Regions from separate parts of the Homo sapiens genome. Here all the other regions are linked to region 3. Evidence: chromatin loops called from intact Hi-C (ENCODE). Cell type or tissue: Calu3. All regions are shown on one strand. Links, peaks and the distances in the headings refer to the core of each region. The heading gives the core; the rest is flanking DNA.

What was found. Peaks named below come from ENCODE experiments on the same cell type or tissue, not always from the same donor. Only the 100,000 strongest peaks of a DNase experiment are listed, where the experiment ranks them.
Region 1: it touches region 3 in a loop (8-fold over the local background); 5 of 110 quality-filtered maps call a loop at or near these places.
Region 2: a loop joins it to region 3, with 9 times the contacts of the local background. A loop is called at or near these places in 7 of 110 quality-filtered maps.

The regions. Positions count from the first base shown.
Region 1 is chr5:51,836,248-51,844,131 of GRCh38, forward strand. No RefSeq gene overlaps it. Among named protein-coding and RNA genes, the nearest start is that of LINC02118, 170 kb to the right of the region's middle. In Calu3, for the core only: no CTCF peak of the experiment used is centred there; no DNase peak of the experiment used is centred there.
Region 2 is chr5:51,680,116-51,687,999 of GRCh38, forward strand. No RefSeq gene overlaps it. Among named protein-coding and RNA genes, the nearest start is that of ISL1, 300 kb to the left of the region's middle. RefSeq lists an enhancer at 5,505-6,089. In Calu3, for the core only: a CTCF peak has its summit at 4,849; no DNase peak of the experiment used is centred there.
Region 3 is chr5:51,376,946-51,384,829 of GRCh38, forward strand. ISL1-DT (ISL1 divergent transcript) reads right to left here and starts at 6,387. Exons shown (of 2, transcript NR_046243.1): 1 at 6,029-6,387; 2 at 1-2,130. ISL1 (ISL LIM homeobox 1) reads left to right here and starts at 6,503. Exons shown (of 6, transcript NM_002202.3): 1 at 6,503-6,754; 2 at 7,596-7,785. The coding sequence starts at 6,727. In Calu3, for the core only: no CTCF peak of the experiment used is centred there; DNase peaks (open chromatin) are centred at 2,076, 2,326, 3,856 and 4,996.

The DNA of each region.
Region 1 (7,884 bases), core at 1,893-6,892, 460 kb after region 3:
GATGAAAAAAAAAAAAAAAACCCTGAGGCATAGAATGGTTAGATCACTTGCCATAATTTCGTATTGTTAGATCTTGCTAGAGCTGTGATTAAACTCAAGGAAGACATAAGTGAGGGCCTGCAGAATGTTTGTAAGTGAAATTAAGATTTGGGGCATGAACACATAGGAAGGAAGGCTTAAGCAGTTGGTTAGTACGTTTTCTTCTACTAGTATGAGTACCAATGATACAGGCAGTTATCTCAATATTCCATTACACTTTCTGTGACCAGATGGTAACAAAACCGTAGTGTAATATCTGCTGAAATGTTGTTTTTCCTTTATAATCAGTAAAATTATGTGTAACTCAAGTTAGAAACAATCTTTTGGCCCACATGATGGTGTTCTGTTTTTGTGTAACCACTACTATGAAAGATTTACTTAAGAAAATACTCTGGATTCATAGAAAGAAAAATAACGGGAGAGGGAGAGATTCTAAAAAGACTCAACACAGGTTCTCTAGGGTACTAATTCTTAGAGATGAGGGGAGATAGAGACAGCAAACATAAATAAGGAGATGTTCATGGACCCAAAAGCTCTGCAGCAGGGGACATAAGCATCAAAGTAAAATAATGTTGTAATGGTTAATTTTATATATCAACTTGGCTAGGCTATAGTGCCTAGTTATTTAATCAAAGATAAATCTAGGTGTTTTGAAGGTATTTTATCAAGTGGTTAACATCTGTGATCAGTTGACTTGAAGTAAAGGAGATTACCCTTGAATATGTGGGTGAACCTCATAGAAGCAGTTGAAGGCCTTTAACAGAAAAAATTTAGGTGTCCTGAATAACAAAAAATTCATTCTTAGAATTCCAACATCAACTCCCGTATACTTCCAACGTGATGGATTTCCCTACATGTTTTTGATATGCCAGATCCCACAATGTGAGCCAATGCCTTAAAATAAATCATTCAAATAGATAGATGATGATAGATAGATAGATAGATAGATAGATAGATAGATAGATAGATGACAACCCACATTGTATCCATACCTCCTAATATACATATATTAGTACCTGACTGCAAGAAGTGTTTATTTCAATCATTCTAAACTGTAATGGCCTTGATGTTCATCAAAAACTGCATATGCCAAGGACACAGCCAAGAGCAGATAAGTCTATCTCACAGCACCTGCCATTATCTGTGAATCTTATCCAATGGTTAGATTCAAAAGATTCTGTCTAAAACTTGAGCTTATGTTAGATCTCAGAGCACTGATTCCCTTTTGACCAATAGCACATTTTGATTTGGCCATTGGTCAATGAGATTCAGCATTGTGATTTATAGTGTTTGGGAAAACAAAGTTTCTCTTATCAAAGATGCATTTCTGGAATGTTTTTATTTTTCTGTTACACTGAGAAAGACTATAAATAAATTTTTCTTATGGTAAATACTTTTAAATATAAGTGGATCAAAATAAAATAAAAAATTAAGATTAAAAAACTGGCTATATAATAACTTTATTGTTTAGGATTATTTTGACCATTAGTTAAGTTAAAATGCTATTCAGTTATATTGATATAATTGACATGTAAATATAAGGTATTGTATAAACACTACTTTTTAGAGTTATTATTCAGATTTGAACCTGATAAGGTTTATATTAAAATGTTTTGTTATGAAACCCTTGTGTAATGCAAAAAAACTCTGTATAAATTAGTATAAAATTATTATAGTAATTTTAATAAAATGATACAATATTTGTATATATTAATTTCATATATAAGTTATGTTTAAAAAAACTAAAATGTAACCCAGATTCTCACTTAGGAAATAAAAATTTAAGTGACCTATTTCTTCAGAAGATCCCACTAATGTCTATAGATTAATGTTACCATTAAAAATCAATGTGAACAAATCATTTCACATCCAGGAAAGTGCTAGTATTTTAATGTCAAAACAACATAATAATTAGCAAAATAATTATTTTCTATATTTCAAGGCGGGTTTCATTGAAGATGAATTTCTTATTGAAAAGGGGCAAGCAACACCATCATAAAAAAAGGTTTAGCAGTAGAGTAGTTATCAAAGAATGGTGAATTGATTACGCATTTACAAAATTTCCTTACAAGTAAGTGCCATGCAGTAAAGAAAAAGAAGTCTCAATACATAAAGTTATAAACAGTCACTGTCCAGTTCTTGGTCTGAATTCAGTTTTTCTTCAGTTTATTTAAGATGAACCCCCAGATTAGGATGCCCTAACAACAAAGTCAAAGTTAATTAGTCTTAACTAACAGACAAGTAGTAAACTTCTTGAGGTCAGCTCCACCCTCAAGAAAGTGGACATTAGGGAGAGATTTTAAAGCGGTGTCTGTTTTTATAGGCAGTGCAGGGAAAGGCTAAGCCAATAAAATGTAATGGTTCTATTCTATATTTCAATAGCAACTTCCGAAGGACAGAACACTTCCCTATGATTTGAAGGCAAAGCCTTGTACCAGGTTAGAAATGATATGTGAGCAAAGAAAATTACTGTCATTTTACTTTCCTTCTGAGTGCTGAATGTAACAAGTGAATAGCAATCAAACACATATCAATCATTGGCTTTTTGGGTGCAGGATCACTCATGCCTTAGGCCATGTAGGGACCCCAGGGACCACCGTAAGGATTCCTCAGTTTACCCAGTTGATAGATCACAGGAGGTTCACATTGGTCTGTGTTTGGGAGGGAAGAAGAAACACCAATCTAAGAATCTTGGGATGCTGTTGGGAAATGTTAGGCGTGAGCAGCTGTAGTCAATTAGAGCTTCATTTTCTCTCGAGTCGTCTTTGGTTGCATGCCACAACTGCACAGGGCATGGAGGTTTATGACTCTAAAATAGCCTTGTCATTTGTGAAGCCTAACAGAGCAAAGAGGTTTGATAAATAGTTTTTTAAAATGTTACTTAGAAAGCCACTTCAATCAGATTAGTTTTCTGTTGTTTGTTTTCAGAATCCCAGTAGCCCACCAGCATCTAGTAGGTAAACATGAATGGCACCAAGTTGGTGACTAAAATAAAAGCTTTAAAAAATACATGTCTTTATTTGTTTACAAGGCATTTATGTGGCATACTATGCTAAATTAATTCAATCAATGGTGTATTTAGTTTCTTTTACTCTTAGAAAGAGCACTTACATGGAACATGGTGCAAAGATGTTATAAATTGGTCACAAAGAAAATATGGGTTTCAACTCTCAACAGTTCAAAGTTTTTATTTTACTCCTAGGAAGAGACACTAATGATTTGCTTTCCTGCCATATTTTTCATTTATGTCATCACTTAATACAGGAGAAAAAAAGTTATAAAATATTACACAGTTTGTGTATTTCAGTGTCAGTAGGCCCATCTGCTGTTACACACTATTGAATGCTTGCAATTGAAAAGAGAGATGGAGATGCCTATTTTAAAACAGAGTGCTTTCTAAACTCAATCATTTAATTTACTATTAAGTATATGTATGTAAATACATATCAATTTATTGAAAAATAAATCATCTGGAATTCTGGAAGCCAGTGGCCTAGAAAAGTCTACTACTTTGCAGCAGACTGCAGAAGCAACAGGGCATTTTCCCACTGGTGTTCAATGTAATTGTAACAGTGATGGGATTCAGACTCTCCTCCATGTGAGATTTGTCTTTCATTCAATCAACGCAAACAACTAATGCACTGCAAGGCATATTACATTCCATCCACTTCCCAATAAAGTCAGGGGTATCCAATCAGGCACCTATTGTTAGCAGAGAATCTGAAATTGATACAATCATCACATTGATCCAAAGTTGTCAATCATCTTACATCTTTACTTCCTTCTTTCTCTTCTCTCAGAATTTATAAATTGCAATGAAAATTGTCATATTTATACCAAATTTTAGAAAGTAATTGTTGAAATCATAGGTTTTTCAAAGTATTTGCAAAGGTAATTTTTTAAAAAGTGCTCCATATTTTTTTTCTACGTGGTGCTTAATACTTTGACAAATGTTAAACACTTTTGACTGAAAACTAGTTTTACTTTAATCTGTTGTATTTGTTCTATTCTCTTTTAAAGAACTATAGAAAGCCTATACTGCATCATAAAACTTGTGACTTATAAAGAGCTCTTGATGTTCAACTTCAGTTTTATTATTTTCTTTATGTTTATATGTAATAAAAGCTATTACGTATGCAGTTTGTATAAAAACATTTATTGCCTATTATATACTCGTTATGCTTTGTGAATGAGCAGATTGTAAGCTTCTTAAAGGCAGGAACCTGAATTATATATTTTTTGCAATCACAACCCGAAATATTCCAGATATTTTGGCATTATGCTGCATAGTGGAAGAATAAAACTTCTACAGTAGGTAAGCATCTCCTTTATTGCCATTTATTTCTGAAGATATCTGAATTTATTATCCATAATGTTTGCATTTAATTTCTCACAGTTTAGTAGTGTCAGTTCCTTAAATGTCAGAGGATGTGAGGGCACTGGTTGGAGCAAATGAAGAGATTACACATGAAAGACCTCTGGTCCTAAAATAGTAGTAGAAGCATTAAAATACAGTATTCTCTTTCTCTGTGTGAATGAATTATTACTTTCACTAATATTTCAGCCTCTGTTTGATTATTCTATATTATTTGTAATACTAAATTCTGTTCTTGTGACATAAGTTTGTCATAAGGCAGTACTTTCTTAGACTTGCTAATGCCAAATCGAAATAATACCTAAAGATCTAAGAACCCATAAACAAATAAGTAGAACATAATTCCAAATAATATATTTAATGAAATAGATCAAGTTCACAATAACATTAAGATTGAAATAAACATTTAAAAAATTTTGTGATGAACTTTAAACATAAAAGTGGAAAGCAAGAAATGCAGGTCAGGAATGTCAAATTTGTACATTCAAACACTTGGAATATTTATACTATTCTTATTGAGAGCAAAATGCATGAAATATATGAACTTTCATCTCATCTATGAGTCAGTTCACTCAACATTTCAAGAAAAGTATCACCAATCCTGTTTATAATAAACAATTAATTAAAAAGAGAAAATTAAACCAATGTATAATATTGGTATAAATACAAATGCATTTTTATTATACTCATATATATGTCACAAATAAATAATTACCATTTCTCAGATTCTGAATTCCCCACCCTCAACTACAGTTGCTGTTTGTTACAAAAATGGTTGCTAAGAATATATACATATGTACACACAAACGCACACACACACATAACAATGACATGGGGAGCAGATGCCACCCATAGGATAAATGATGTCACTGCCATTTGAGCTATTAGATAGTAAACAGTAATAAAATTAGGTCATTACTGACCAGGACTATGCATATGTGACAAAATTGTTTCACGAAGAGAATTGTAGCACCTGTTTACAGAGTTGCTATTAATATTCATATATCCATCCAGAAAATCATATGTAAGCAGATGGGTGAAATTTGAAACCTGTCAAAGCACAATTTCTTAATTGCTTTAAATAAAACATTGCTACAGTTGGTGGAGAAGCAATTAGATGTATGCTATATTCATTACCATTTCCCAGTGTTACTTTTTTTTTTTTTTTTTTGAGACGGAGTCTTGCTCCCTCAGCGCAGGCTGGAGTGCAGTGGTGCAATGGATCTTGGCTCACTGTGACTTCCACCACCTGGGTTCAAGCAATTCCGCTGTCTCAGCCTCCCAAGTAGCTGGGACTACAGGCACCTTCCAGCATGCCCGGCTAATTTTTGTATTTTTAGTAGAGATGGGGTTTCACCTTGTTGGTCAGGCTGGTCTCAAACTCCTGACCTCAGGTGATCCACCCGCTGTGGCCTCCTAAAACTCAGGGATTACAGGCATGAGCCACCACACCCAGTCCAGCGTTACTGTTTTTATAATTAGGAAAACTAATATGGATGATATTTATCACAGCATCAGTGATTGGTACAAAATTCGACTTCTAAATTTTCAGTGATACTTGTAGAGAATAAATATCAGTAGGAATAATAATCCACCTTACAAAGTTACTAAAATTCATGTGTCAAAACATGTAACGAAAAAACAAAAAAGAGAACGGAAGATTAGTTGTATTTGTAAATGTAGATACAAAACCTAAAGTACATCATTGACAAATCAAGTGCTCTTCAAGGAATTCAAAGCTAGTTTGATTTTGGGAAACACATCACTAAAACATAATAGTTTAAGTGGTCAAAGAGAGTAGAAAAGCAAAATCACTTAAAGCTACCTGAAAGGCATTCAATAAATGTACTATCATTACTGAATTTTAAAAGCAAAATGAAACAAAATTCTTACGTATCATGTATATGGTAAATGTACCTTTCTAAACTGTCAAGGGCATTTTAATTTTTGTTAACTTTGGCTAGTTACATTAAAATATTAAAGTAAAGAACAAGTCTGGGATAGTACTGTAGTAGTTCATTTTCGTGCTGCTGATAAAGACCTACCCAGGACTGAGAAGAAAAAGAGGTTCGATTGGACTTACAGTTCCACAGAGAGGCCTCAGAATCATGGCGGGAGGGGAAAGGCACTGCTTACATGGTGGCAGCAAGAGAAAATGAGGAAGAAGGAAAAGTGGAAACCCCTGATAAACCCATCAGATCTTGGGAGACTTATTCACTATCACAAGAATAACACAGGAAAGACAGGTCCCCATGATTCAATTACCCCCCCCCCCCCCCCCCCGCAGGGTTCCTCCCACAACCCGGGAATTCTGGGAGATACAATTCAAGCTGAGGTTTGGGTGGGGACACAGCCAAATCACATCTTTGCACCCCTGGCCCTTCCCAAATCTCATGTGCTCACATTTCAAAAGCAATCATGCCTTCCCAATAGTCCCCCAAAGTCTTAATTCATTTCAGCATTAACCCAAAAGTCCACAGTCCAAAGTCTCATCTGAGACAAGGCAAGTCCCTTCTGCCTATAAGCCTGTAAAATCAAAAGCAAGCTAGTTATTTCATAGATACAATGAGAGTACAGGTATTGGATAAATACAGCCATTCCAAATGCTACAGCTGGCGGAGAAGCAATTAGATGCATGCTATATTCATTACCATTTCCCAGAGCTACTTTTTTTTTGTTTGTTTGTTTGTTTTTGAGACGGAGTCTCGCTCCCTGGCGCAGGCTGGAGTGCAGTGGTGCAATCGATCTTGGCTCATTACAACCTTCGCCACGCGGGTTGAAGCAATTCCCCTGTCTCAGCCTCCCGAGTAGCTGGGACCACAGGCGCCCATGCAAGTTCAAAATCCAATGAGGCAGTCAAATCTTAAAGCTCCAAAATGACACTCCGTTGACTCCAGGTCACGGTGATGCAAGAGGTGGGTTCCCATGTTCTTGGGCAGCTCCGCCCCTGTGACTTTGCAGGGTACAGCCTCCCTCCTGGCTGCTTTCACGGGCTGGCATTGAGTGTCTGTGGCTTTTCCAGACACACAGTGCAAGCTGTCAATGAACCTACCATTCTGGGGCCTGGAGGACGGTGGCCCTCTTCTCACAGCTTCACTAGGCAATGCGCCAGTAGGGACTCTCTGTGAGGGGTCTGACCCCACATTTCCCTTCCACACTGCCCTAGCAGAGGTTCTCCACGAGGGTCCCGCCCCTGCAGTAAACTTTTGCCTAAGCTTCTAGGCATTTCCATACATCCGAAATCTAGGTAGAGGTTCCCAAACATCACTTCTTGACTTCTGTGCAACCACAGGCTCGATACCAAGTGGAAGCTGCCAAGGTTGGGGGTTCCACCCTCGGAAGCCACAGCCTGAGCTGTATGTTGGCCCCTTTCAGCCACGGCTAGAGTGGCTAGGACACAGGGACCATGTCCCAAGGCTGCACACAGCACAGGGACCCTGGGCCGGGCCCACGAAACCACTGTTCCTCTT
Region 2 (7,884 bases), core at 1,893-6,892, 300 kb after region 3:
CTCAAATAGAGAAAGCAATGAGTAAATATCAAGGTGGTTAAAAGCTTGGGCTTTGGAACAAAAAGGGGCCTGAGCTCAAATTTTAGTTTTACTATTTTGTGAGTGTGGCTTGCTTTTGTAAACCCAGCTTCAGCATCTATAAAGTGGTAATAATATTTTCTATCTCGGATTAATTGTGAGTATGAAATGAAATGATACGTAAAGGAATTGTCACATGCCTAGCATGCATTAAAGTGTTCAAGTGATATTAGCTACAAAATGGATTATTTTTATGATAGGAAATTTATGAAGATAACTATATGCTGATGAATAAAAGTTTATGTTTTGAGAGAAGTTGAAGCTAGCGAGATAATGATTGAGTAAATGTCAGTGGTGGAGTGGGGGTGGTGAAGGGAAGAAAGTGAGACTTGCAACACAACTCAGAGGATTAATCCTGAACAAAAAGATGGGAGAAAAGTTGAATATGGTCATATGTGCTGGCCTGAATTGTCTCAGTGAAAAATGGTGAAAGGTTATTTGCTGAGAGACTTTGATGGCTTCAAAAGTGGTTATGATTCTCTGAGGAATGAAAGAGTTTAAGAAAGATATTATTATACTTATTATAATAATATCGTATAATACATAGGACTTGTCCCATACATAGTCCCAAGATTTAAGAAAGATATTATGATACTTTAAGTTCTAGGGTACATGTGCAGAACATGCAATTTTGTTACATAGGTATACACGTGCCATGGTGGTTTGCTGCTGACGTGTAAAATAACACTTAGGGTCAGTTAAGATTTGTGTGGTTAGGTAATTGTAAATATCTTTAGGGCAGGGCACATATTTTTCCTGTTTGTGATTTGGCAAACTATAAGTAATTGGTAAACATTTCCTTGATTGTAATACTCTTTTCTCTACCTGCCAAGCAGCTGGGTTATAAAAATAGAATGTCAAATGGAGTAATTGATCCAACTGTGAGACTTTGATGTGTGCAGTTGAATGATATAAGGACCAGAATAACAAATATACTAGTGTTTATCTTTAAGGAAATATAGTGTAGGTTCAAAAAAGAAATACCTACAGGAGCAAAAATGGACAGATAAAAGGGCATTCTGGGAGTAAGTGTGTTGGAGACCAGAAAGGATGGGAGGTAGTTGTTGGAAACTGGAGTTGGAACAGAAGACTTGAAAAGAAAGTGAAGAAAATCAGTAGGTAACACTATGGTAAAAGTGGGATTGAGGGGAAGGAAGGATGCTAGTGTTCAGAAAATCACTAAACTTAGGCACAAGTCCAGCCAGAATGAAGAGCAGTAGAGGACTTGGGAGAAGCCTTCCCCAGTGATGGCAGGAAGAGCAACAAAGTCTGCATGGGATCTTGACTGCTAGATGGCGCAGAACCCTTTAGCATCAGGATGAAGGACATTGGCTTAACCTCAGTCTTCTATTCCTAAGTGCTGTGGTTTTCCAGAAAAAAACATAAGATTTATTACCTAAAGCTAATTCTGGATAAAACCAGTGGGAGTACATAAGCTGAGAACACCTGGAAATTCTATCTTCTTCCAAAGTCCAGTTGGCTGACAAGTGTTCCCTCAATTTACCAATGAACTTCAATTTATGAAGCCAACCCCAAAACTCTTCCCTGCAATATGGCAAATCCTTTGTATCAGAAGTTTTCATATAATGTTAAATCTCGAAGAGAAAGACTAGTGAGCTTGTTTCCAGTCTAATATGAATGACAATAAGTGGCTGAGAGTAATAGAAATCCAGTGAAGCAAAAGAGGGGGTTTCCAATAGAGAAGAGGAATAAAATATGTGGTGCCATACTGGGAAGCTGGGAAGATACAGTATCTACTCTAGGCAAGACGGATGATCCTCAGCAAAAGTCAGGCTTTAGATAAACAAGGAGGTGCTGGGGGTAATCTGAGAGGAGGGTAGGAATCAAGAAAATATTGTTTTTAAATTAAATCTGAGCTCAGAAAATATCACGGAAAGAAAGAGAAGCAGTGGAATAATAAGGGAAGGAAATTGAGGAGAATAGGTATGAGGGCACTGTGTCATTAATGGTCTTATAATTTCCATAATATTGTAGAGCAATGTAACTTTATACTAAATGCTATTAATGAGAAGACTGTGTCAGGATTAGTAATCTACACAGACAATACAAAAAATCTGCCTTACGTACTTGTATGTAGAAGCTTCCTTGATTAACAGATATACTTCTTACATGGATGAATGTTAATGGAGAACATATATATATATATATATATATATATATATATATATATAAAATACCCATGATATTATTCTTTTCATACCTTTAAATCACAACTGTATAATGCTTGAATACATCTGGACTATTATAGAATTAATTTCCATTTGTTAAGTAGTACCCTGCTGACCTGAAAGAGAATCAAGGCAGTCTGCAAAAGTATTTAACTTACAACCAGCAGGTAGTTAGAAGAATTTGCTGGCACATGTTCTTAACAAAATATTTAATAGAAGAAACAGAAAAAGGAAAACTATGTCATTTTCCAAAACATGGCAACCAATGAAAATCAACACATATATCAGTTTGCTCACTTTATTGGTAATAAATATCATTTTTAAAATATGTTGCTTATAGAAAAGATGCATATTCCTTAATCGATAGGTCATTTTCACCACTTGTAATTCTCTGCCTTTCTATTACCTCCATTTAATCATTTTATTTATTTATTTATTTTGCATATGTGTGATTCACCTCATCAAAGCAACTATAAGCTTGTTTAAAATCTAAGAGAATTCCTGGGGTTAAACTCATGTAACTGTGGATGGAGATAAGACTGGAAAATTTGTGGAGCAAGGGGCATAATTAATATCATGCTGTATAAACATGGTGCATCTGATTTGGTATTCTGTCTGTGCAAGGAACTCTCATAGCTGATTTGTAGAAAGCCAGATAGGATATATATGACATAAAGCAATTAAGACTATCACTGAAGTCTTCTTACCTTCTGCCAATAGCTCTCATTCTATCCATGTACATTTTCCTCATTATTTCTTAGTTATAAAGAGTTGTATATATGTGCCTGTTTAAGATGAGGTTTTACTTCATTTTATTTTCCACCTGAGTTTTTTCAGCCTATACAAATGTCTCCTGCATCTCCTTTCATAATGTTAGAGTTTGCAGTGATATCCTATCTCCGTATCTACCTTGTCCTAATGTGCTGAGCCTATCCTTTTATGGATGGCCCTCATTTGTTGATCATATTCCTTGCTTTTTTTTGGGCGATGTTCAGTTATTTAAAGTACCAATGCATCAGGGGAGGACAACCTTTTGTCTTTAGTTTCTGTCATCCTTCCAGATGCTGCCCAGGAGTCAGCGTTCCCTTTTTACTCACACAGCCTTATGTCTCTGGGAGCAGCCTATTTCATCCTCATTGTTTCCTGGACAGTAACTGATTACTTGGTTACCACTGGGTTAGAATGAAGTTTGGTTTCTATTCCCCTAAATATGTATGCGGACACTTGTCTACCTTGATCTTATTTTCTGCTGTCTTGTAGCTTACAGAGCCTTCTAAGGAATGAATGCAGTAAAGAGAATCCCCATCAGCTTGATTTTTCTCAAAATTTTTAAAAAGTGAATTATGTTGAATAAAAGCCTGTGGTAAAGACAATGTTACAGAATGAAATCTCTGCTTTTCTTCTCCCATTTAGGGGAAGAAAGGCGGTTCTGTAAGAGTTAGCCCACGATGATTCTCTATGTGTATAATTTTATCATTGCTCAAACCTGTTCATCAGTAAAAGAAAAATATATATTAAAGAAGAATCTTTCAATAATTATAAGACCTTTCTCCACAGTACTTCATTACAGTGCATCATGGGAATGCAGGGTATTGTATAAGCGTTGACTCAAGAGTCAATGGCCCAGCTCCAAATCCTGACCAAATCCTCCTGTGTCTTTTGTGGGGAACAAACTTAACTTCTCTGTACCTGTATTTTCCCATTTTTAAGAGGAGAAATAGTAGATATGTCCAGCAGCATTGTGAAGCTAAAATGAATTGAAAATTATGCTTGCCTCATAGTTAGTGTTCAATGTAAGTATGACGCTTACTAGGTTGATGAAATAATGCAGAGTACTTCTATAAAAGAAACGTGTTTATAAATACTACACACAGTTTTCATGTCCTGGTTGGTTATCTTATTTTCTTCTTAAAGTCAAAAACATTTGCAAGTTTGAAATTCCAAGAGGTTTTCAGAGTATTTTTATGGATAAGGGTATAATGAAATAAAAGTAACATAGGCCACCTTGAAATGGGATAAAAATTATGTAGTGATGGTTATGAAAAATGAGTGCCCAGAATGAATTCTTTATTAACAAAGATTTTCCTAAAATAATGCAATGTAAAAACTTAGTTTTGATTTTGGAGTTATGCATGTTATAATATATAACAAATAAGTGATTAAAACACCATGTAACTCTAAATGTAATAACTTTTATTTAACTGATGATACAAGAGATATGGGAAAAATATTTTCCCACAGGGAGGAACTGAGATCTTAAGCAATTGGCATAAAGAATAAGGCAACTATTGAGTTAACATCAGCCTCAGAATAGTTTTAAACAAATTATTAGGCAAAAAATGGCACCATGGGTTTAAACATTTTACTAAATATCAGAGTAGACATTAATTTCTGTTTTGTTCCTTTATATCAATAAATTAAAAGGCTATTGTTGTCTTAAAGAAGTTAAGACACAATTTTAGTGGGTTATGTAGACTTTATGCACTTTTCTTAATAAACTGAAAATATACGAAACGCACACACACATATATAAAAATATTTCAAAATATTAGCCTCTTCTCCTGAGGTACTGCAAGGACACCTACAGGTGGCAAAGACAAGAGCAATAAGCCATTTAATTTGAGATGATTTTGACAACTTGCTGACATTGAGTTATTTTTTTGCTTAAGTTATGAAATCATATTTGTTATGTCAAATACAAACATGGAAGAAAATTTATGGATATGGAATTGTAATGATGAATAAGCATCTTCATTTTTAATTGCAACAGTGGAAGGAGATATCTGGAAAATTTAGAGTCTACATATTTTCCTTGCCTATCTAGTAAGCAGCTTTTTACCTAGGTACATAAATTTTCCTCAATGAGAAAGCAAATGCATTTGTGTGGTCTTGCAAACCCATTAGAATTTATATTAATACTCTTACCATAAAATAAGATTTTGGTGGGGAGGAAATTTGCAGAAGAATGTTAGAGAAATAGAAGAATGTGCTGGAAGGGAGATTGAAAATGAATATCATTTCTTGATAAAGAAATAGACCAAAATGTGTAACATGGTTTTGAGGTAGAAGAAATTCTACATACAGTAAGCAGCTTACAGATATTGGCACATTATTTAAACAAAAAGAGTGCTTGCTAAAACACTACCATGCAATAGATTCATACATTTCAGTTTCAATTAGCAGCCTCATTTATTACCCACCAAGATGTGAAACCGCAAGGTGAGGTTAAAGTGTCACCGAGGGTGTCTTCATCACTTCAATATCATTGCCTTAAAAGGCACTGACCAGAAGAAGCAGATGACCTCATTTCAAAATTATTACAGTACAGAGAACTCAGTTTCAACATTATAATTCATTTTATCATGGAATATTTCAAATTTATTATCAGTTTCCTAACACATAATGGTTAATCGTTAAGGATAGCCACTTTAACATAATATGAATACGCATTTCTCCATAGGTAATACAACAGTTCCTGCATTAGCATTATTGACTAAGGTACATTTAACTTCTTCACTAATACTTAATGGAAGGTTAATGTATAAGTCAGGAGATTAAATGGCTTTTACTTAAAACAAGTATATTGATTAAAATAACTTAGTGAGATTTTTAAGGTTGATGATATAAAAACAGTCACACATTTTAATATTTTATTTAATATTAAGAGCAAATTGTAGGGTGCAACAGATCAAGATTAGTGGAAGTTATTGCACTAATTGCTTGTGGAACTAATTCTTGCTCACTGTTAACAAATGGATATTGTATACTGAAAGGCAACAAATCATCCTGGTTATTTCTAGTGTTCAAGGAGTTTCTCTGTTTAAGAATTTCTATTGTTTCTTGCAATGTCCTTCAGGAATGTCTTCCTTGTATCTTACACCTGGCACCATTAAAAGATAAAATAACCTTCCCAAAACAGAGCTACTATTCAATGTCAATGATATGTAGCTCCATTTCCTTTTTTCATGCTATTGTTATTTAAATCTGTGTTAAACCTAATACATGGAATACTTGCAGTGAATTAACCAATGTTACTTTACCATTTCCTTTCTTTCCTCAAAATCCAATATTCCACCAAGTATAGTATACTGACAAATCGGCCTTGTAATAGTATGACATATGATGCCCCAGATCATTTGTTTCTCTGATTCTGTTTCTGTCTAGACATACTCAGACACCTCATCTATTCATCTCTTTTGTTTAGGTAGCACAAAGTTACACCTGCAGGGTCTTGCTCAGTTTTAACCTGAGCTTTGTATCAAAGGAATTTGATTGTAAGAAATAGTGACCAGGGCCTGTGTAAATATTGTGCCAGTGTAACTGCAGAGTGAATAACTTATAGCAGGTTTGCAGTTTATTCTAGAACTGAAAGCAGAGTGGTAAATTAGGCAATAAAAATTTACAATGCGAAATATATAGCATAATATGGATGCAATCTATGCTAATAAAAATGCTAACACTTACCTAGTACTTACCAGAGCCAGGGAATAATTCTAAGTGCTTTGAGTGTAATAGTCATTTGCAACTCAACACAATCTCATACATGGATAATTCTCACTATTTCTAACTTACAAATGGGAAACCAAGGCATAGGAATGTTAAGATACTGAGGCTTAGAACTATTCCATAAATTGCCCATGGCCATGCAGCTAATAAGAGACTTAACCAGGAGTCTAACCTAGGCAGTGTGTTCTTCAGGCCAGACTCTTACTAACTATACCATACTAAGTCCCAAGATTTGAAAACAGAAAGACTTCAGTTGAAACTACAAGACTGCTGTTCATCGTTTCAAGTCTGATATCGTTATCTAGTAAATAGATAATGGTAACATCTCTAATACAAGGTTGTTGTGAGAAGAAAGGAAAGCAATCTATATAACCCGGCTAGCATGCTACCTATCACATAATAAGGTCTCAGTAAATTAGAACTGTTACTACTATAATTACTATAATTATTTTAATTGCATACATTCTTTTATTCATCCAACAGACTTTTATTTAGTTAATGCTAACCATATGTTTGTGCTAAGTGTTGGTAAATAGGAGCCCTTGAGCTCATAGTTTTGTAAGGGGCAACAGACATGCAAACAATTAATTCTAGTTACATGATAAGTACAGTGATAGATGTATTCAGGCACAGGAGAGCAAGTAAAACATCTGGTAGCATCAAGGAAGGCCTCACCGATATGATATGTGGCATACTTATATGGTTTACCATCCTGTACGTTTTCTCAGGTTGAATAATGAATAAACCAGCTACAGACATTGCAGATTTATTCAGTTCACTGCCAGATTAGAAAAATCTTAAAATAAAAGGAAAAAAATTCAAGTTTTGTGCTATCAAACAGATGAATTTGATAAATATATTTTACTAAAGATTCTAGTAAGCTGAATTTACAACACTCTTTCTTAAAACATGAGAATCTGTGAAATATATGAACAATAGCCTTTCTCTCATAATGTTATTCTTGTGGTCATGATATAAATTATATTCTGCCTGGTGAAGCATTTTCTTACTTTAAACGAAAATTACTGTAGCTAAATTAGTGTGAAATTTTAAAAATTACAGACAGGAATACCATTTTATCAGAAAATTGTATAAGATGGAATTTTTAAGA
Region 3 (7,884 bases), core at 1,226-6,225:
AGAGGAAACGTCCTTACAATTTTCTGGAATGTAGACACGAAGCGCAAATTGAACCTCTGGCAGATGGCAGAAAAGGTGACTTGACAATGAGTTTGAAACAATTAAAGTGATATTCTCATTCATTCATTTCCACAATTTTATTCATTTCGAGGAAAGCCCAGAGGATTGGAACATGGATATAAAGGAGGACAACCTAAGACTGCAAGTTTCATCTTCCGAAAGGCTGCATTTATAAGCAGGCTGCCAGAGGCTGCGCTTTCTTTCTCACTCTTTGCATCCAGGAGCCTGGAGGATCTTGCTGCCTACCCCCCGCCCCACGCCAACCCCATGAGACAGGGACACCGCCGCCCCTTGTTTAGTAATCCTCGGGTTGTCTGATCACTATCCTCTAGGCCAGCGATTGGATTCACCTCTTCTTTCGCGTACTTACGGGCAACCGAGGCCATCCGAGGCCCTGGTCCCGAACGAACTTGAGTAGCGAGAGATTCACAATAAAGAACTAAGTGTGGCCTCCCAGGGGCTGCGCTCGCCATCCAGGGACTGAAAGAGACCTGCGGGATGATTTTCTGTTTTCCTCTAGCAGGAATCAGAACAAGGGGCGTAGATTCGGTTCAATTTTTCTGCTTCGGTCAATGGGAAGATGAAATAGAAAAATTCTCTTTCACTCGCAACACGGAGACTTAGGGGGCTGTCTAGCTAGAAGGTTGGCAAACTGCAAAACGGCGGGGCAGGGGGCCAAGGGGACGGTTGGGGTCTCTTTGTTTAGCTCTTCTCTCATCCCAGGACTCAGGCTAGGCTAAATTTCTAGCGCCGTGTGTGCTTGAAAGCAGACAGGTGGGATTCTTGGAAAGAACATACACAACACAGCTTCTGAGCCCCAGAAGGACCTTAAGACAGGAGTTCCTGAGCCCTGAACAAGAGGCTACCTAGGGTAAAGCGATTGATCTCCGCGCGGTGCGGCTGAGAAGAGAAGGCGTTGTTGACCTTTCGGGGAGCAAGTTAATAACTCAGCCGAGTTGATGAAGTGACGTTCTTTCTGAAAGGGGTCGTCTCCTGGGCCCCTTTTCTCAGTCGGCATTTAGCAGGTAGGGAGGCAGGGCAAATTCTTCTCTCCACGTGAAGTCACAAAGAATTGATGAGTTTCAACAGCATGGATCTGAAGTCGTAGATAATTCTAAACACACCCGCGCCAGAGTTCACACTCTTGTTCATCTCTGCGGAGTTGGAGCAGACAGCGACCTTCAAAATTGTCCCTAAAATCTCTCTCGAACTGACCGGGCATTTACTGGGATTTGAGGGGTTTTTCTTCAGCTTCCAAACTACTGTTACATGCAGAATATACTGGTAGATGCCACCAATGATTGCCCACCTCTCTTTAAAAGTTGCCCCGTCCACGCACCATTCAGCTTACACTAAACTGTCCCGACATGCCTTAGCCGTCAGTTTAATTCATAAAGTAGCTGTAACTCTTGACATCACCTCCGCAGCCCACCCGAGGACTCCTTCCCAGGACACCTTATGAGGCTGTTTTCCGAGGGCTGAATTCTGAGACTTAAAGGAAGGTTACTTGAGGCATCCTGGTATATTTCCGGGCTTCCAACTCCCTCCCCTGCTTGGCTGGTAATTTTCTGCTGCTCCTCCTCCTCCCCCACTTGACCTCCTCCGAGGTACCTTCGCCTCCCCTCCCCCGCTCGTCCCCAGTAAATCTCCAGCGGGTGGGGGAAATCAATCCTTTGGCGCTAAAGCTAAACTCAGAGCTGCCCGTTGGACAGGATTGCAGTGGGGTAAATGGTGTCCGTCCTTTCAGAAAGAATGATCAACTACATGGAGGTAACTTGCTCTGGGTTTCCTGAGATCTCGGGCGGACCCGTCCGTGTTTTGCCAGATTCAGTGCAAATGTAGATTTCAGCTGAACCGGTCAGGACTTGAGAGATAGCTGTTTCACTCTCCGGACTGCAACCACTTCCGCGAGAATCTGATACATTTAATGAAAGCTTTGCCAAATGTACGGGTCAGCGCGTCCTTGGGCCACCACCACTTGGGTCAGCACACTGCACTCACTAGCGCCAACCTGGGCTCCACGCAGCAGAACTCGGTTAAAAATCGTCTGTTCCTGGTCACTTAGGAGTTCTAGGGGGCAGGGGGAAGCAAGAAAAAGGTTTCACTTGACACTGCCAGCCGCTTTTGATAAGTCATAGTAAATACTTTCAGAAGCACAATTTTAAAGGGAGAATACAAATTTCCGTCCTCGCTTGGCCGAACGCCTCCCTGCAATCAACTGCGGACCTTCGCATGCTCAGGACTGAACTGAGGTTTGTGGTTTCGCAGCTGCCCCGATGCCGGGAGCATGAAATTCTATCTCGGCTGAGAACCGAGCAACAGACCGCACAAGAACGGTGCCTTCTGGCCTGTCGTCTGCCAAGAAATACCAGGAAAGCTGGTGTCAGAAACAACTACCTGAACTCAGAAAGTAAGGCTAGGAAGCTCTGCGTGCAGAGAAAATTCTTGCTAATTCACCCAGACTGTTTTATCTGGTTAATAAAGCAATTGACACTCAACAAAACCACAATCGCAGCAGGAGTCCTAGGCATCAGAATAAGAATCACAACTAAAGGTTTGTTGTTGTTAACAACTGCCTTTATTATCATTGCTTAGTATTTTTTTAAGTAAAAGGAAAGAAAAAGAGAATCATTTCATACCCACTGGTATCTCTTCCTTTTCTCTGAAATTAGAGCACAGATTCTCCTGATTGTTCCTCAATAAGCCACCACCACCAACGGGAAGAGACGCAAATTGGTTCTAAACACCCACACCCCGTTCGCGGTGGAATATAAATGGTTAATCGTAACTCCCTTTAAACGCACATAATTTTATCTGACCCTTGGACATGATTAAAGATACTGAGGATTTATATAGCCTTATTCTACATCATTAGAGACTACACAGAAAAGATAAAAACGGGAAAGGGGATACATACGCATCTACTCAATATCCATTTTTAGAGGTAAATAAAATCTTCCTGTTTCATTTTGGCCCCCAAATTATATGATGTGGACATCAGAAAATATAAATCCTTCAGTTATACATATTTTTTCATCTGAATACCTTACTCAGTAAAACTGGCAGTGTAACTTATTCTACTCTTTCAAACCTGATTCTGATGTGAGCTAAACATATAGCATCATCTCCCTGGGAATAAATTCTCAAATTTATACCTCCATTGGAAAGCTGATCAAAGCCCCTCTTCCCTTCCCAGTCTTGGTTAGATGAGAAGGAATAAGCTGTCTTACTGTTTGTGATTTCCCAAAGAAACAACTTAAAATTCATTTATATCTGCCAGAGGTTATTGGGAGATAAATAAATGCTAAATGTGTAATTTTACCTTTCAATTGCAATTAAAACCTATTTAGATTTTTGAAATGTAGCTTGAGAGCATGATGTTTGTGCAGGAATCTGTATCTGACATTAAGTTTGATGTGGAATGTTTAAATGGTAACTAAAGCAGAGAAAGCAACAGTACACAAAAACACAAGTCTAAGAGCCCATCAGGAGGTTGGGTGTAACAGCCACATTTTGGAAGGTGTATACAAGGGCACATGGGCAGATGCCACAGACTCCAGAGGAACTTAAATTTCAGTATCCCTTTTATATTGAAAGACACTGTCAGATATATTGAGGCAGCCTGGAGGTGATGGGGACTACACTTAATAACTACTCATACTCCTCATTTTCTCAGTAAAGGAATCAAACCAGAGATTCACACTATTGCCGTTTTCAAGGATATATTTTTGACCTAACAATATACAAAGGTCAAAACGAGTCCTTTTTTGAGAGGAGAGGGTCTAATCCCCGCTTTGAACACAAGAGGTCGCTCCTGTGATCAAGTATTACGGATAAATTGCTCATCAGTTTTATGTATACAAAATTTTACAGATATATTTGATGCACTAAATCCACATACAGCAATCAGCTGAGGAAATCATAATAATCCATGATCAATTTAGAACTTCAAGGTAAAGTAAAACTACAAAGCCTGCTATTCTAACTTGGATTTTAATGCAAAATGTGTCATGATACATGCACTGAACTTCAGAGCATGTCCATCATGGTGGGGTCCCTCAAACGTCTCCTTTTAATGCTGGTATCTTCACCATGCGTCTTGCTTCTATCAGTTTAGGAACTTATTAAGAAAATACTTGTTTACAACAATGGTGCAGAATGAAAAGAGGAAAATGTTGTCTTCACCATTAAGGTGAAATTGTCTATTACTAAAGGTTTCCCCCAAGCCGCATGCAAGCTTTTCTACTTGGAAGTGCTATCATCTGCAATAATTCTTTGTAATAGCTTATTGGTTTAGGGAGTTAAAATACCACACTGTGGGTGGGAGGTGGGGGCTGGTTTGAAGGAGGATGGATAGTGAGGGTGCTTTGTGGATCTCAAATGTAAGTCATCAGGCTTCTGGTGGCTTCTGGTGTTTAATTCCATCTTATAAAAGTGGCATGATGGAATATGACTAGGTAAAACTCTATTTTCTGGCATTGTGGTGGTATCTTTTTTTTTTTTTTTTTTTACTAGGGTCAACATGTTTATCTCTATGGGAAACACACACAAATACTAGGAAGATTTGCTTCGTATTGAGATTAACAGCATCAGCTTTGCAAAAGCAGCCTGACAAAAGGCTCCATACATCTAATACCAGAGACTAGAAACAGACCAAAAAAAAAAAAAAAAAAAAACACACACCACACAACTGGTAAACTTATCAACCTAGGTCTATCCAACTTTCGCTTTCATACACGCGCTCTAAAACAACTTATAATAAAAATGGAAGGGAAGACAGATCCAATTTGAAATCCTCCTTGAGAAAAAACAAATCAAAACTAGTTCCTGGGGAAGAAAGCCTCAGCTAGGTCAGGAGGAAACTTACGCATCTTTGATTCCCTTTCCGCTTTGGAGAGGCATTACCCGTTCAAGCCCAGCCAATGCGGCCGGCCAGGATTTACAGCTCTTATCAAGGGTTAGATTTTGCGAAAGATATAAAGAAAGGAGTTTCCTAACACACCGGGTCTTCTCACAGCAACAAGACACCGAAATTAAGCCTTCTATGGTTTGTGTCTGTAGGACTTTTTAGATAAAACTGGCAGCCCCATTAGATAAGAAATGGCTTTTTAGAAGCTTTGGGGGAAGCGCGGGGGTTCTTCGTGGCCTTCCTGTGACTGTCTTTGGGAGACCGTAACAGATGATGGGAACATGTAAGAATGATTGAAGAAGGTTACCGGCGAGTTGCACCTAACAGTCTTCTCTCTCCAAGTAGTTTCTCGAGAGAAAATTATATATTAACGCCTGGGGACGTGAAATAGGTCTTTCACTGTTCTGTAATAAATCCCTCCCTACTCGCGCCCTTAGACTAATGCATTTTTAAAAAATCTCCACAAAGTCATGGAGACTTGTCCTTATAATTACCAAAATACCACAGCTAGTTGCACAAGTTTGCTTAAAAACAAAGGGCAGGAGACCAGCAGTGAGAAGAATTGAACAGTATATAAAAATCTTACAAACTTTAGACTACTGAAAGATCATTTCGCTCTTTGGCTTCGGGTTAGTGAGCTTCAATTCTAGAGTTAAACTGAGAAGCAGACCTCGCGGGTCTGAAAGACAAAAAGTCAGTCCGCGGAGTCAACTTCGGTTTACCGGTGCGTTCCAACCTGATTGTCCCAACAGCAAGAAGCGCCCCTTTCCTCCCACCCAACGTTTTTAGATATCTGAGGTTGGGGGAGACGGAGTAATGGTGTAGCAGTCAGGAAACAGTTCCTCTGGGTTTAATCATCCCATTCCCGATTCTTCTTCCCCTAGCGCGCCGAGCGCAGCCAGTTCTGGAGGAACTAGCCCTCCGGAGCAGCCAAGGCAGGCCAGGCCCCGGGGATGTGCACCACGGCGTGGGGACCAAACCAAGCTGAACGGCCTGCTCCAAGTTCCCCCCTTTTCCTAGAGCCCGGGAGGGACCTCGTCAACAGGTAGACCTACCCACCAGCCACTCGCCACCGGCGGCAGAAAGTGAGCCCCGCGCGCAACGCGGCCAGCCGGACTGCGGGGACCCCAGGAGCGCAGGGCGGAGGAGCAGCGCCACAGGAGGCGAGGGCGCAGGCGGCGCGGCCGGGAAGGAACGCGGGAGGGGACAGAAGGAAGAGGAAGAGGAGGAGAGGGAGGCCAGAGCCAGAACAGCCCGGCAGCCCGAGCTTCGGGGGAGAACGGCCTGAGCCCCGAGCAAGTTGCCTCGGGAGCCCTAATCCTCTCCCGCTGGCTCGCCGAGCGGTCAGTGGCGCTCAGCGGCGGCGAGGCTGAAATATGATAATCAGAACAGCTGCGCCGCGCGCCCTGCAGCCAATGGGCGCGGCGCTCGCCTGACGTCCCCGCGCGCTGCGTCAGACCAATGGCGATGGAGCTGAGTTGGAGCAGAGAAGTTTGAGTAAGAGATAAGGAAGAGAGGTGCCCGAGCCGCGCCGAGTCTGCCGCCGCCGCAGCGCCTCCGCTCCGCCAACTCCGCCGGCTTAAATTGGACTCCTAGATCCGCGAGGGCGCGGCGCAGCCGAGCAGCGGCTCTTTCAGCATTGGCAACCCCAGGGGCCAATATTTCCCACTTAGCCACAGCTCCAGCATCCTCTCTGTGGGCTGTTCACCAACTGTACAACCACCATTTCACTGTGGACATTACTCCCTCTTACAGATATGGGAGACATGGGAGATCCACCAAAAAGTAAGAGGCTATTTTACCTTGTGGGGCTCGGTGTGCTGTTCTTGTGCGGGGTTCTCTCTCAGGCACAGGCTGAGGTGCCAAGGGCTCTTTGGAGTTGGAGTCATTGCCTGGAGAAAGAGAAAAGGTGGCTTTTTCTTGTTGCCGCCACGCCTGCATGCTTACTGTCGGTTCTTATCTTCGGGAAACTGATTGTACCTTGTGTGTGAATTCGCCTGTGTGCCCTCCAAAGCTCTAGCTTTCTGGTGCTAAGCGGTGATTTCCTCCTGGGGAATCCTGAGCTCTCCGAGAAGGTTATTATGTTGCAAAGGTCTGCCTGCACAGTCAATGCCCAGAGATGTGAATTAGCATTAGACTTGCAAAAGAGAACGAGTGACAACTGTATTTATGCCTGCTCTTGCTAACAATATCCAGTCCTGTGTGCTATTTAAGAGCGCGCTTCACGGAAAATATAGACATCCCTGCGTTCACTTAACGCTTCTAGTCAAAACCTTTTCTTTGACTTGACTTATCCATAATCTTTCCCAATGATTATAGCAAAGAGGAAGGGGGGGGGGAGAAATACAAAATGAGCGGGTTTGATTGCGTGCTAGGCGTACAAATGTAGACTATTCCAATCTGCATTTTACATATATTCCACCTCCTTTTAAAAATGAGTCAAGGTTTTGATGGCACATTTCAATTACCATCCCAAAGTGCAATGCTCTAAAAAAAAAAAAAAAGAAAGAAAGAAAGAAAGAAAAAAACCTCCCAGAGTACGCCCTATAAGAGAACGACACTAAAAGTGTGTTTATCTCTGTAGGAAGTAAACGGTTAGTCAATCATGTATTTATTTTCATTTCAGAAAAACGTCTGATTTCCCTATGTGTTGGTTGCGGCAATCAGATTCACGATCAGTATATTCTGAGGGTTTCTCCGGATTTGGAATGGCATGCGGCATGTTTGAAATGTGCGGAGTGTAATCAGTATTTGGACGAGAGCTGTACATGCTTTGTTAGGGATGGGAAAACCTACTGTAAAAGAGATTATATCAGGTATGGCATTTACACTTCTTTCTTAATTTTGTGGGATTTCCCTGAATCTCCCCACTCTTTATGTATTATTTGGTGTGGCTTTGTCTTTTTGTGAAGTTT